2 separate regions of the Homo sapiens genome follow, and region 1 is linked to region 2. The links are chromatin contacts, found by Hi-C in ENCODE. All regions are on one chromosome and are shown on one strand. The core of a region is the stretch at or near the end of the contact, and the rest is flanking DNA. Distances in the headings are between cores, read along the strand shown. Region 1 overlaps VLDLR-AS1 (VLDLR antisense RNA 1). Region 2 overlaps PUM3 (pumilio RNA binding family member 3).

The links. A loop is a pair of places that touch in the nucleus more often than their neighbours do. Pooled maps may share reads with other maps.
Region 1: a loop to region 2 is called in a map of aorta, with 2.4 times the contacts of the local background. The contact joins two enhancer-like sites. A Hi-C loop is called at or near these places in 2 of 168 maps with a recorded cell type or tissue (aorta and cardiac septum) and 5 of 50 pooled maps.

Annotation. Positions count from the first base shown.
Region 1 is chr9:2,568,756-2,572,756 of GRCh38, reverse strand. All of the region lies in intron 1 of VLDLR-AS1 (VLDLR antisense RNA 1), which reads left to right. Among named protein-coding and RNA genes, the nearest start is that of VLDLR, 51 kb to the left of the region's middle. Within about 2 kb of position 1,901, at least 17 of the 41 ENCODE cell types and tissues checked have a DNase peak (open chromatin) inside an H3K27ac peak, as active enhancers do.
Region 2 is chr9:2,807,499-2,811,651 of GRCh38, reverse strand. PUM3 (pumilio RNA binding family member 3) reads left to right here. Exons shown (of 18, transcript NM_014878.5): 15 at 69-291; 16 at 1,221-1,308; 17 at 3,748-3,838. Among named protein-coding and RNA genes, the nearest start is that of PUM3, 35 kb to the left of the region's middle. RefSeq lists enhancers at 1-537, 2,289-3,164. Within about 2 kb of position 1,676, at least 2 of the 41 ENCODE cell types and tissues checked have a DNase peak (open chromatin) inside an H3K27ac peak, as active enhancers do.

The DNA of each region.
Region 1 (4,001 bases), core at 652-3,151, 240 kb after region 2:
CTATATATTTTTAGAACAACCATTCCATGCCAGGTAATGTAGTATATGCTCACAGTATACAGACATAAGACCCAGCCTGTTCTCAAGGAGCTCAGGACATAACAACTTCTCCGTGGGCCACTTCTAGACTCCTGTGTTTCTGTTTCTTTCAGCTTACAAGAATTCTAAAAGAGTGATATGGTTTGGATATTTATTGCTGCCCAAATCTCATGTTGAATTGTAATCCCCAGTGCTGGAGGTGGGGCCTGGTGGGAGGTGTTTGGTCATGGGGTGAATCCCTCATGGCCTGGTGCCATCTTCATGACAGTGAATTCTGGCAAGATCTGATCCTTTAAAAGAGTGTGGCACCTACCACCTCCACTCTCTCTTGCTCCCGCCTGTGATGTGCCTGTACCCCCTTTGCCTTCTGCCATGATTGGAAGCTTCCTGAGGTCTCTCCAGAAGCACATGCTGCTGTACTTCCTGTACGCCTACAGAACTGTGAGCCAATTAAACCCCTTTTTAAATAAATTATCCAGTCTCAGGTATTTCTTTGTAGCAAGGCAAGAACAGCTTAATACAAAGAGGAAATAAAAATTTGAGATACATGAAAAAGAAATCAATTAATTAGTTTAAAGTTAGTTTAATTGTTAATTAGAGGAAAGATACAGAGATTGTATCCTATAGTTTTTCTTCCTTCACACTTAATGGAGGGTTCTAAGTATGCAATCAGAGAAAGATATTAAGATAGAACAGATGTAAAGACTTTCCCTTTCTGACCTTAAAGCTGTGAAAAGATTTATTTACCTATTACATGTATCTTATATGTGTGTGTATATGTGTTTGTGACCCTCCGAAGTGTGTATGTCAAATTCCTAAGCCCTAGTATTTCAGAATGTGACTAAATTTGGAGACAGATCTTTAAAGAGATAATGAAATAAAATGAGATAATTAGAGTGGGCCCTAATCCAATGTGGTTGGTGTCCTTTGAAGAAGATGAGACTAGGATGCAGACAGTTACAGAGGGAAAATCATGTGAGGATAAAAACAGAAGATGGCTATCCGCAAGTCAAAGACAGCAGCCTCAGATGAAACCGACCCTGTCAACATCTTAATCTCAGACTTCTAGCCGTGGCTCTGAGAAAATAAATTTCTGTTGTTTAAGCCACTCAGTGTATGCTACTTTGTTTTGGCAGCCCTAGAAAATGAATACAAACACAGTATCCAAATATAAGGACCTTAGTTCTAAAGATTTTAAGAACCCAGAAACTGCACACATGTATCAGGGCTAGTTTAGAAAGAAATATTCTCAGGTGCTGGATCATACTGGGCTTGTGAAGCTCAATGACAGGATGAAAAACAATCCTGGCTGAATAGCTACGTGGATGTGAAGGGCTCTATGTCCTTAGTAGCTCATTGACTCAGTGAATAGTTTTTAAGCTCCTGCTATGTGCTAGGTATTGAACTAGGCAAGGAAAAACAAGAATTTGTCCTCGAGGCACTAGTTACTGTTGGCGGCAGCTGCAGTGTGAGGTCTTCTGAGTAATGTGAACAGGGCACATAACTGAGCAAGGGGGTTGTTCCAGGTCTGTATTCCCACTATCACTGGGCTACACTTGGTATTTTTTGTTTATTTCTCTTAAAGCCTTCTTTTTTATTATTGACCTTCTCTTTTTTATTTTATTTTTTATCTTTTTCTAAGTGGCTACATACTGGATATCAACACTGGATTTGTAGTAGTTCAGTTAGGCTCCTAGGAAGTCATTCAGAGAACGTGTTGCAGTGAATCAGACTGTGTTAACTCTGACCTAGAGTGTTATCGTCTGTCTGGCTCAATTCCAGAAGAGAGAACCTCCTCCTGTGACCTCTTCCCCTGTATCTCAGGCCATAAATAGGTGCTGGGGCCCTGCCAAGTTGGGTCACTGTGGTTCATGAGGGACTGTCAGTTTCTTACAAACATTACGCAGCTGCAAAATTGCTATGCCACCCAAGGTGACTCATAAAATCTGTCCCTCTTAAAAAGGGAATATGAGAAATGTCACCTCCTGGCTACCACAATAATGCAACTAGGAGTTCTGGTTCTCCGCTGACTACCCACAGGAGTCCTTAGAGGAACCACACAGGAAACCTGGGAAACCTAACACTCTGATTCCAAGGCAAGTATTAGGAAGCAGGGTAGAACTTCTGGGTATTTTAGTCCAGGATTGTGATAAAATATAAACGATGTTTGATATTTACTTGTATTAGTCAGGGTTTTCCAGAGAAACAGAACCAATAGGATATATGTATATATATGTATATATGTATATATGTATATATATATGTATATATGTATATATGTATATATATGTATATATATATGTATATATGTATATATGTATATATATGTATATATGTATATATGTATGTATATATGTATATATGTATATATGTATATATGTATATACATATATACACACATATATACATGCACATCTATACATATGTGTATGCACACATATATACATACACATCTGTACACATGTGTGTGCACACATATATACATACACATCTATACACATGTGTGTGCACACATATATACATACACATCTATACACATGTGTGTGCACACATATATACATACACATCTATACATATGTGTGTGCACACATATGTACATATACGTGTGTGTGTGTGTGTGTGTGTGTGTGTGTGTGTGTGTGTGTGTGGTGGGGCAGAGAGAGGGAAAAAGGGAGAATTATTCTAGTTATTTTAAGGAATTTGCTCACATAATTATGGGGTCTGGTATGTCCAAAATCCGCAGGGCAGGGCGGTAGGAGAGAAACTCAAACAGGATTTCTATGTTGCAGTCTTGAAGCAGAATTCTTTTTTCTGTGGGAAGCCTCAGTTGTTAAAAGGCCCTCAACTGATTAGATAAGACCTACCCACATTATGGGGCGTAATCTGCTTTACCTAAAAAATCTACAGATTACAAATATTAATTACATCTACAAAATACCTTCACATCCCATCTAGACTAGTGTTTAACCAAACAAGAGGGCACCATAGCCTAGCCGAGATGACACATAAAATGAACTGTCACACCACTTAGAACTGAAAGAAGTAATCGGAAGCCTTTGTCATGTTATTGGGGAATAAAGATTTCAAGGAAGTTAACTTGTCACTTCAGATTTCTCTCTCTTTGAATACCTTTAGTCTTGGGGTTTGCAGTCACTGTTTCACAAGGCCAGCAAGTTCATCTTTGGATAACTCTCATAGTTGACAAATCCTTGCTTGAATATGTTTAATCCCAATTCTTCTCCCTGTAACTATAATGCCTTAAATGCAGCTCTACCCCTTGGAACAACATGGAAGCAGGATGAAGACCAATTGATCTTAAATAATGTCCCAACGTATGCTGTATGGAATATTCATTTTGTCTGATTCTTAGTTTAGGAGTGAGGGATAAAGAAGGCTCTGTGGTCAAATAAATTTGGGAAACATTGCTTACATGCTGTTGCTTTGGAAGACACAAACCAACTAAACTAAACTGTAGCCTGGCACTTCTCATATACGTGACCTTGGAAAATTGTCTTTCTTCATCCTGTGCAATAGACATTGAAAATTTCTACAAGTCTCTCTGACACCAGCCTTTAGTTTAGACGTTCCATCCCTCCAGTTGGTCTGCATCATGGTTGTTGTATCAGTAAGCTGTGTTTTGGAACAAACCACCCCAATCTTTAGTAGCTTAAAATAATAGCCATTTATTATTTCTCCCAAGTCTACAGTTCACTGGGTGATACTGCTGTCTGAAATGGGTCTTGACTGATCTCAACTGGGTTTACTTATGCATCTTCAGCCAGCTGGTAAGTAGGCTAGGGGATGGCTGGTCTAGTGTGGCCTTGGCTGGGATGACTCAGCCCTATTTTATGTGTCTCTCATACCCTTTCACCTGGCTAGCCTTGGATAGTCTCATTGCAGTGACAGGGGTTGAAGAGAGAAAATGGAGACATGCAGGCAAGCACTTTTCCAAGTCTCTCCTT
Region 2 (4,153 bases), core at 427-2,926:
GTGATAATATCACCACATTTCCTTTGCGATTTATCTTACCTTAATACCCCGTTCAACATACTCAACAGTAAGAAAGATACAGAGGTCCGCAGACGGGAGCTCCTAGAATCCATTTCTCCAGCTTTGTTAAGCTACCTGCAAGAACACGCCCAAGAAGTGGTGCTAGATAAGTCTGCGTGTGTGTTGGTGTCTGACATTCTGGGATCTGCCACTGGAGACGTTCAGCCTACCATGAATGCCATCGCCAGCTTGGCAGCAACAGGACTGCATCCTGGTGGCAAGGACGGAGAGGTAATGTGCCATTAAAGCACAGGCAGGAAAGCTGCAAAGGCCACAAAAACTTCGTTTTTGGACGATGTGGGGTGTCAGTAAGAAAGCTGGGGAGGGAGATACCTGTTGAATAAACAACCAAGAACCTCTCACAGCAGCAATTACATTCATCTTTAATTTTCTCTAACCATCTGGGTCAAAGCCTGGTACTTGGGAATGTTTTACAGATGTGAATTTGCTTATGAATGAAATCATTGCCAAGTATTGAGTGCCCAAGGTGCTTCTGACACCTGCGATTGGGGAAGAGAAGTGGGCCATGGATCTTAGAGAAGCCCTGGCTCCTGACCATATTAACAAATGGGAAAGATGAATGTACCTTGAAAGTTTCTCTATAAGGAGACTGAGCCGGTTGCCTCCCATACTTGCTAAGGAGTAGCCCAAATAACTGGGAACGCTTGGTATTGCTCTTGAAGAGGAGTAAGGTTGAGCTGAAAAGATGCTTTCTTGATTCGCTCATCAGATAATCCCCTTCGGTGGTCATGTGTACTTAAACAGCATGCAGCATTGGGTTTTGATGTTTGTGCTATAGTGTTCTGTCCTGTAGGTTTATTTGTGTCTGAGAATGACATATTTCAATCCAAGACGTGATTAGCATTAAGATGAGCCTTGTGCTGCTACTGTTCAGAGCAGATTAAATGAAGCGGAGACTGAAGCGCTGTGCCGTGGCTGTGTTATCTGGCATAACTGTCTTTCAGTCTGGGGATCAGAATAGATCTGTGGTCCCCCCAAGTATGATGGTTGTCCTAGATAAAGACCTCTTAAGCCTGTGGAACTTTAAAAGTGGCTGAGTCCTTATCTGTATGTGGTGGCATAAATAGTATGTATTCATTCAAATGTATTTGTATGAATGAAAACAACTTTTAAAATTAACTGTTCTTGACCCTTCATAGCTTCACATTGCAGAACATCCTGCAGGACATCTAGTTCTGAAGTGGTTAATAGAGCAAGATAAAAAGATGAAAGAAAATGGGAGAGAAGGTAGGCTATGAAATTTGACCTTTTCTTGTATCTCATGTGGAATTCCAGTAATTCCTGGCATCCCTGAACTTTATACCAGCCATTTAAGCTCAAATGAAGTTTGCCAAGTGTCTAGAAATGGTGTCTGTGAATAAGAAATGATTCAGTGGTTGCTGGTAATGCTTTTTCCCCTAGAAATATTTGTGCCTGAGAACTCTTTTAATTTTCTTTTTTCCAAACCCCCCCCGCCAGCCCCCCCCACCGCCCCCTCACTCTCTCTGTTTTCCTTCCTGTGCTGCTGCAGGCTTCTAACCTGGCTTGGTCAATGCCTTAAAATGCCATTCTAATGAGGATGGTGAGAGGGGGTAGGGGGCCCCAATTGTTGAGTATCATTACCTCAGTAGAAAGGCATGACATTTATCTCTATGTTTGAAGAAAGAATAAGCAGAAGAAGATTATCCTCGTAAGAGAGTTTTGGACTAGTGCCTGTTTATTTGGCATTGAAATACATGTGACCAAAGAGTAAGCCAGTCTTTGGCGCTTTCTGGTTTTTTGTAAGCCTTACAGCTGCTCTGTAGAAACTCAGCTCTCTAGAGAAGGACAGCATTAGCATTTGCATGCCATTCCCCTCTCAGTCCTATCTCCAACCAGACCTTCACTTACAAAATCCAAATTCCATCTGGTATTTAAACCACTGGAGAGATTTTTTTCCCCTACTGAGTTAAAACAGTTTGGGCTTTTCATTACAATGTCTGGAAAAAAGTGACAGATCATGAATTCATGTCTTGCGGCAAGTGGCAGCTCTGATGGCTAGTGTGGCAATCAGTATAGCAGTAGAGCTGTCACTTCTCACCTTACCTTTAAGAATGGGGACCTGGGGCTATTTTTCACTAAATTTTTTTGTAAAAGAGAAGCCTTGTGATAAATATTAAAGAAAAAAATAACATATGGAATAATCTTTTTCATTATTAAAAAGTTGATGTATAGTTGAGTTTATGCCAGAAAAGTAGTCTGGCTTAATGTCCAGTGGTTTTTCTCCCTCTTAATTAAAATGTGCTGAGAACCCTAAAATCTGCCAGTTTGGGTCTGATGTGTTTGTCTTGTCGTATTCAGCACCAAATGAGTTTGTCCTCCTGCACGTCTAGCTGTTTTGATTCTCTTTTACTGGATAGTAGCCACCTTAAAACTTAGTAGTTTTCAAAACAATGACTTGATCAGGGTCTGGTGGAGCCTGCCCCTCTATGCTCAGAGTCAGAGTCATCTAGGGCTGCTCGGTTTGTGGTTGGAGTGTCCACTTTTCGCTTAGCTCACTCACATGGCTGGCAAGTGAGTACTGACTGTTGGCTGGGGACCAACAGCCTCAGTTTCCCTTTCTAGGCTGCTTGGGCTCCTTCACGAGATGGTGGTTGCTTTTTTAAGAGTGAGCATCCCAAGAGGACAAAGTAAATGCGTGGCACTTCCATGATTTATCCTTAGCAGTCATTTAATGCCACTTTCATCATACTGTCTTGGTCAAGTCAATCACAGAGGCCCACTGTGATTCAAAAGAAGACATGGATTCCCCCTATAGATGGGGGAGTGGCTGCATTCTAGAAGAGCACACAGGACAGGAGATATTATTGTGGTCAGCTTTGGAAAACAATTTGCCTCACTAGCTGAACTCTGTCCCTCTTTAGCAGGTACCATGAAAGGCTGAATAGCCATAGGCCTCTTGGCTTTTAAAGAGTCCTTACATTCAGGTATCTTTGAATGAATTATATAGTACATGCTACCTGACTATGATGTTTGCCTTCAAGATAGGTTGTCCCTACCTCCATCTGCACTAAATCTTAGCTATCAGAATTTCTCCTTTGTCCAAGCATTAATTGCAAAGTGAAAAAGATAATACCACGACCTTGGGAATCAAATACTAGAATAACGGGAGAAAAATGGTATTTTTGATTTGTGAGTATGTAAGCGTTGTAAAGAGAAATGCCAAGTTTAAGCTAGAACAGTCATTTATCAACCACTGTTGAACACGTGAACACTGTGTTATGTTCATGGCACCTTGTGAGTGAGCATTTCTCCATGAGGAAGAACTTGATTTCAACCAAGCATGAGGTGCTACTGTGAAACATTTATTTCCTGAATAGCTTTCAGGTCAAAGTTAAATCATTAAATAATACAAAGAAGTGCAGACATAACCAAGTGAGTGTTTTATTAGAATTCATAGTTTATCTTGAGTAATTACTGCTAAACATAGCTTAGGTTTTGGATCAGAGTTAAAAGAAATGGCTCTTTTAGAAATGCATTAGATAAACCTGCACTGGAATTTTTTGTGTTAAAAGGGAGATTGGGTGAAAGCTACTTTTGTTAGCTTTTTTGTTTAAAAATATTTGCAGATTTAAGGGCAGTAGAGAAGGGGGTAGGGAGTATATATCTTATTATGTGATGTTCACTAAGCTTCAGTATATTTTACAGGTTGTTTTGCAAAAACACTTGTAGAGCATGTTGGTATGAAGAACCTGAAGTCCTGGGCTAGTGTAAATCGAGGTGCCATTATTCTTTCTAGGTATGTATAACATGTGCCCTTCTCTGAGCAGGGCCTGGTCATGCAAAAGACACACTTCCTTCACGTTGATTTCTCAGTTCTAATATTTGTTCTCAGTAGTCTAATATTACTCCCAGTCACTCATGGTCTAGACAAACATACCAAATATTAGAAAGCAAATGTAACTCTTTCAGTCAGTCCTTAGGAATCTTTTTTTTTTTTTTTTTTTTTTTTGAGATGGAGTCTCACTGTCACCCAGGCTGGAGTGCAGTGTCACGATCTCAGCTCACTGCAGCCTCAACCTCCTGGGCTCAAGTTTTCCTCCCATCTCAGCCT